2 separate regions of the Homo sapiens genome follow, and region 2 is linked to region 1. A link is an interaction called in ENCODE POLR2A ChIA-PET data of the cell type or tissue named here. Cell type or tissue: MCF 10A. All regions are shown on one strand. Each heading gives the region's core, and the rest is flanking DNA. Links, peaks and the distances in the headings are about the cores only. Region 1 has its middle 170 kb from the start of LINC01243. Region 2 has its middle 13 kb from the start of LINC01243.

Region 1 (2,936 bases), core at 327-2,826:
GACTAAATCAGCTCATTGCTTGGCTATGAAAGGCTCCTTTCTTGGAAATTACAGTTAAGAAAATGGGAAGAGTTAAAAGTAACATAGTTGTGAACCTGAGGCAGAAAGGCAAGGAAAGATACAGTTCAGTTAAAGCAAGAAAACAGGTAGTTAAGGAAGGAAATTTTTAATAAAGAGTATATTACAGTTGTATGGTTTTGGTTATGATACAGTAAAAAAGAGAAACATGACAATTCAAAAGAAAGAAGAAATTTATAAGAATGAACTAGACTAGAGTATGAGAGGGGAAATGAGATTTATAGCACAACCCATTTGGTTTGGATTTCAATAGGAAAAAGATGTTTTTCATTAGAAAAGGGGGGTAGGTGGTAATGTAATTACATATGTAGGTAAATTTGTTTATTTAGTAGTAGAAATATGAAATAGTTCCTCTGGATTGCATTTATTTTACTAGTAAAATATTTCATCAGCTGATGAAAGAAAGATGTGTTTTTGTTTGAAAAAGTTTGAGAAGTCATGTCAAAAAACTCATATATTAAGGAAAAATGAAGTCTGTGAGAATTGTGAGTAATGATTTCCAAAAAGTGATTACTCAAGACAAATGGCTGCATTTTAATAAAAATCATGAAGTTTGTTGTGTCTTCATTGCCCTAATCCCCTCCAAATCTTCCTTCCTACCCCCACTAGATAACCTTGAAAACTAATCCAAAACTCATCCAAAGTCAGGATGAAAACCAATATTCAAACAGCCACTGCAGTGGGCAGAGTAGATTTAATTCTCCTCCAAAATCTGAGTCCTAGATAATTGTTACTATTTGATTCATTTCACATTTCCCTGGAGAATCTTGTTTGCAAGATTTAACTTTATTTGACCAGACTCAGACCTCACACATTACAGTCTTTTTTCTTCCTTGTGGGATTGGAGGAGGGGTGCTCAGATTAAATTACCTTTGTATGAAGAAAAATCTACCCCTTCTTCATGGCAGGTAACACCCTATACCAAAGTGTGCTGACTTGGTAATGATATGGTAATACCATTCACGAAGGAAGAAAATACAAGAGGAAATATTTGTGTGGCCAAAGTTTTTTAGCTCAGTTCCAAAATACTAAATTTTCTATACCTGTGTGGCCACCAAAGAAAAAGAAAAATCAGGGGAAAACACTATCACAAAACAAAAGAAGGTGGCAGTTTTTGAAATAAAAGAGCCATCTCCATATCTAAAGCTGCAGAGATCAAGTAAGCCAAGAACTGCTGGGCACCTACTTATTTTAGCAATTCAGAGATCACTGACAACCTTGTCAAAATCATTTCCTCCTGATCAGAGGGAGAGCTCATCTTCCATGGTTTGAAGGGTAAAAATGGTGTTCTCATAAAAAGAGTAGTTTTTTTCTTTCAAAAGAGATTATTAGACCCAATGCTTTTATTTTACATGTCGAAGCTGACACTCAAAAGCAAACCTGGGTAGTTTGCTCAAGAGCAAATATCCATGTCAGAGATTCTGATTCCCGTTGCAATGACCCATGAACATTATGCATTCAAGCAATTAGAATTTCATTTAATTAATTATGCTGTATTTAATTGTGTTGACTATTTAAGGTATTCATAGTTACATTAGTTTGTCAGTTCGAACAAAACAAAATGATGAAGTGTAGACATACTTTAATAATACTCTATCCCATATGTTAACACAAACACTTGAACTAACAGCAAAATCATCTCCAGTAGACATTATATGAATTTCATTTACTATAAGGAACAATGTTTCATTTACAATTACAAGTCCATTGCATCAACTGATGTTATATTTAAATATTATAGGAGAGCCAGCCACGGTAACATGAGCCTGTAATCTCAGCTACTTGGGAGGCTGAGGTAGGAGTATCAGGTGAGCCCAGGAGTTCACGTCCAGCCTGGGCAACACAGGGAGACCGTATTTCAAAAAAAAAAAAAACACTAAAAATAAATGGGCGATCACACAACATTTTAAAGTTTTTATTTTTCTTTATATTCCTTAGAGTCATATGAAACCAAAACATCTGTAGATTTATTTATACTTCCTAGATATGAATAAGCCTACTAATGGGACATGGGCTGGTCAAACTTGCAATACGACACTGTGACAAAAGATACTGTCCTGCTTATTTCATAATAGTCTAAATAATAAAGATTCATAATCTTCATATTTTAAATTTTTACCTTATTTTTCCTTTGAAAATAGATCATATGACTTCCACTTTATTATATTAATTTCTTTTAAAAATAATGATATGATAAATGCAGGGGCTAGAATTTTTATAGTTTTGCAAACTATTTGACCTTCTGAGTATGTGTGTACATGTGTGTATGCCTGTGGTTTTTAAAATATATCTTAAGTCCTGATACAACCTCTTATTTAATAGCAATAGCTTTAAACACATGATAGTAGTTGAGGATAAAGAAGTTGCTTCCAAGTAATATATCTACAATTTAAATATCAAATTTATAAATATTATTCAATGTAAATATACCAAAGCAAAGTCTCCTTAGATCTGTTCTTACCCCATCAGTAGGGACTGTTTCTTGGAAAGAATTTGGTAAAACTTACTGTAATACCCCATATGCCTTCACTACAGAAGAGTCTTATCCCTGCAGAATGATACAAAATTTTGAAGCTTTATCCTTCAAAAGAATTAGGTGTGAACATTTAAATGCACTGCTACCATCATTTAAATTTAATATTCAGATCCTAAATGGACAATTATACTTTTGACCAAGTGATTAAATTTCCTTTCAGTTTCTCTTTGATGGAAATTTTATTAACTGTCCTCATAGACTCCAAGTTCTATTCTGTAAAATAACTCAGTATCTTTTCTCAACTACTTTTTTAAAATTCCGGTTAGACAGAAATACATTAAGATATAATTGGGCATTGGAAAATTGGTGCTTTTATTCTAGT
Region 2 (2,936 bases), core at 185-2,684, 150 kb before region 1:
TCACAAATCATCCTACATTCTCTTGACATAAAGAGAACAGGGCCTATCCACCGAAAAGGTGTACATCCCAAAAGGTGAGATAAACATAGAGTGACAAAGAAATCCAAAGAAATCTCTAACTCATCTTGCTATATTGTATTCCCTAATCCACAGCACTATTCTAAATATGAAAGCAATAAATGAATAAAAACATACTTAAATTATTAGTAGTTGCTTTGTTATTAAACCCATCAAAGTCATTATTTTATTCTATTAAGGCAATCTATGATTCTACTTGATTATGTATCGATTGCCACACTTTACTTTGGGCTTATAATAGATTTGAAGTCAGTTGCATTAAAATTTAGCCAATGCTTTACCTCTTCAGACTTTTTTGTTAATAAATGTGCTTCTTTTTATATTCATTCATAATGCAATTTATCTGGTTTTACTTCCTCTAATGTTACAGCCCCCTGAGGTTATCTTAGATCCTGAATATCTCAATTCATGTGGCCTTTATCACTCTAGTTTCCTGTCATCTGACAATTTGTTGTGTCATGTAAGCCCTCATTCACAGTAATGATAAAAAATGCTTAACATGTGATGCAACAAGCAATCAAATCCTGCCATATAAAACTAGATTCTTTCCTGTCCATTGTGGTTGACTTCCATTCTTAAAGCAGTTCACTAGATAAGATCATTTAGTCATGTTATAATTCTCTGCAAAACATCTCACAAATAAGTCTCAAATAATTTTTTCACAAGGACTTACTTAGCATTTTTGTCAGATATCTTTCTGAAATCCAAACCTTTTTTTTTTTTTTCAGTATTTCTCTGATATAACAGCCTAGTTGCTGCCATTAAGGACATTAAATCCAGAAAGTGCATATTATTGCAATAAACCTAGCTCTTTGTGAACCTATGTTCACTGTTGGCAGTCACCACTCTCCTCTATATGCAGTAACAATCAATAAGCTTTTCCTGCTATGCATTGATAGTTGACAAATATTTTTAGTTTGCCTTCTACATAATTTTGTGATTGTGATTGGTGCTTCTTGAGACATACTTTTATTACATGTAAGTGGAGAAATCTTCCTTGCTACCTACTCATTTCAGAGGCCCAGTAATATTAACTAGGCTCTTTGTGAGATCTATGGAGAAAGGGCATTGCTCTAACAACTGCTATTGTTGTTACAGCCTCTTAATAATTCATTCCGTTGAAGGGTGCTGTAATTTGGATGTTCCCCAGCTCCTTAAATACCCATAACAGCTGCATAGCCACATCTTCTAATAAACGTGCTAAGAACTTAAAAGCTATCACATGTTTCAAAATCTTTAGTTTACAGCTATTCTACTGATATAGGGCAAAATTATGTCAAGTGGCTCATTTCAGGGGAATCCCAGGAGTCTTCCAAGTAGCTTTATTTAGAAAACCCTTGATGCTAGCAAGTACATTTTCTTGGACTTAGGTCAAATTATTTACAAGAGCATGGCTCTGTTCCAGTTTCAGGGATTATGTGTTACAATTACCACACTGTGAACTCTACTGTAGTTTCTGTATCAGTTAGAGAAGGTGATTTCTCATGAGTTGCAGAAGACCCTGAAAATTAAGGCACTATGGTCTTCATATCTGATGACATGTTTGGTGAGAGTCACTTTTATTATTTTGATATCTACTGTGGTCAACACATTTATTTTTAGATTAATAACAGTTTTTATTACAACATTTGAATATAAATGTTGCTTTTGGCTTTACCTCCTCAGCAAAAAGAAAAGTAAGAAGAAAATAGAATTGTCAATTTCTTAGCACAAAGAGATAAGCTATTTTCAGCAATTGTATACATATGTGTAACTATAAAAGTATCTGATCTAAAATTAGTATTATGATCTATATATATTTAGATTGTACCTCTTTTCTTAATATTACTTATAATAATCTCTTTTCCAACAGTATAAGATATCCTACAAAAGTTGACTTTAATGGTTATGTTATACATTAACATTTTCCTATCTCAAAACTTAACTAAACATTGCCAATGGTTAAATACTTTGGTTGTTGCCCATTTTTCAACACTACAACTACTTTAAAAAGAAAAGTATTAGTACATAAAACATTCTAAGCATGTCTCAATATTTTTGTAAGACAAAACAGAAAAAAGTTACTTTGATAACTATTTTTTAAGTTATTTTTATAAAACTATTAACTCCTGAAAGTGTGCACAATTTTATGTCTTTATTGATAACAGGTAAGTTTTCATATGCTCTAACACCAAAATAGCCATGCTAATTTTAATTATAATTAAGAATTTGCCTCAGTTTGCCTTTTTATTGATTACTGGTGAGATTTAAAATATTTGTAGTTTATTATAAATTTGTATTTCTTCTTTGTGAGTTTTTTTAAACTACTTTTGTTTTAGATTGAAGTTATTTTCTTCTCTTTGCAGATTTTAATTTGTCCTGTACCAAATTACATTTTTTTTCTGCGATTTATAATACCACCCACTACTTCAGAGGCTGAGGCAGAAGGATTTCTTTAGCCCAGAACATCAGGTCTGCAGTGAGCCGTGATTGTGTCACTGCACTCCAGCCTGGGCAACAGAGCGAGACCCTGTGTCTATTTGATAACAAAATAATAATAATAATATCATCATTGTATTTTACGTTTAATATTTTCTCATTCCTAATTGAGTTCAATTTTCATCCATTTTATGAGTTCTAAATTTTGATATCTTGCTCATGCTGTCAGTTGATTTTTTTTTTTTTTTTTTTTTTGAGATGGAGTCTCGCTCTGTCACCCAGTCTGGAGTGCAGTGGCGCGATCTCTGCTCACTGCAAGCTCCGCCTCCCGTGTTCATGCCATTCTCCTGCCTCAGCATCCCGAGTAGCTGGGACTACAGGCGCCCGCTACCACGCCCGGCTAATTTTTTGCATATTTGGTAGACAGGGTTTCACCGTGT

The links. Peaks named below come from ENCODE experiments on the same cell type or tissue, not always from the same donor. Only the 100,000 strongest peaks of a DNase experiment are listed, where the experiment ranks them.
Region 2: POLR2A ChIA-PET joins it to region 1 with 5 read pairs; 2 of 35 experiments call an interaction of 5 or more read pairs at or near these places.

Annotation. Positions count from the first base shown.
Region 1 is chr9:31,547,245-31,550,180 of GRCh38, forward strand. No RefSeq gene overlaps it. Among named protein-coding and RNA genes, the nearest start is that of LINC01243, 170 kb to the left of the region's middle. In MCF 10A, for the core only: no CTCF peak of the experiment used is centred there; no DNase peak of the experiment used is centred there.
Region 2 is chr9:31,392,891-31,395,826 of GRCh38, forward strand. No RefSeq gene overlaps it. Among named protein-coding and RNA genes, the nearest start is that of LINC01243, 13 kb to the left of the region's middle. In MCF 10A, for the core only: no CTCF peak of the experiment used is centred there; a DNase peak (open chromatin) is centred at 1,441.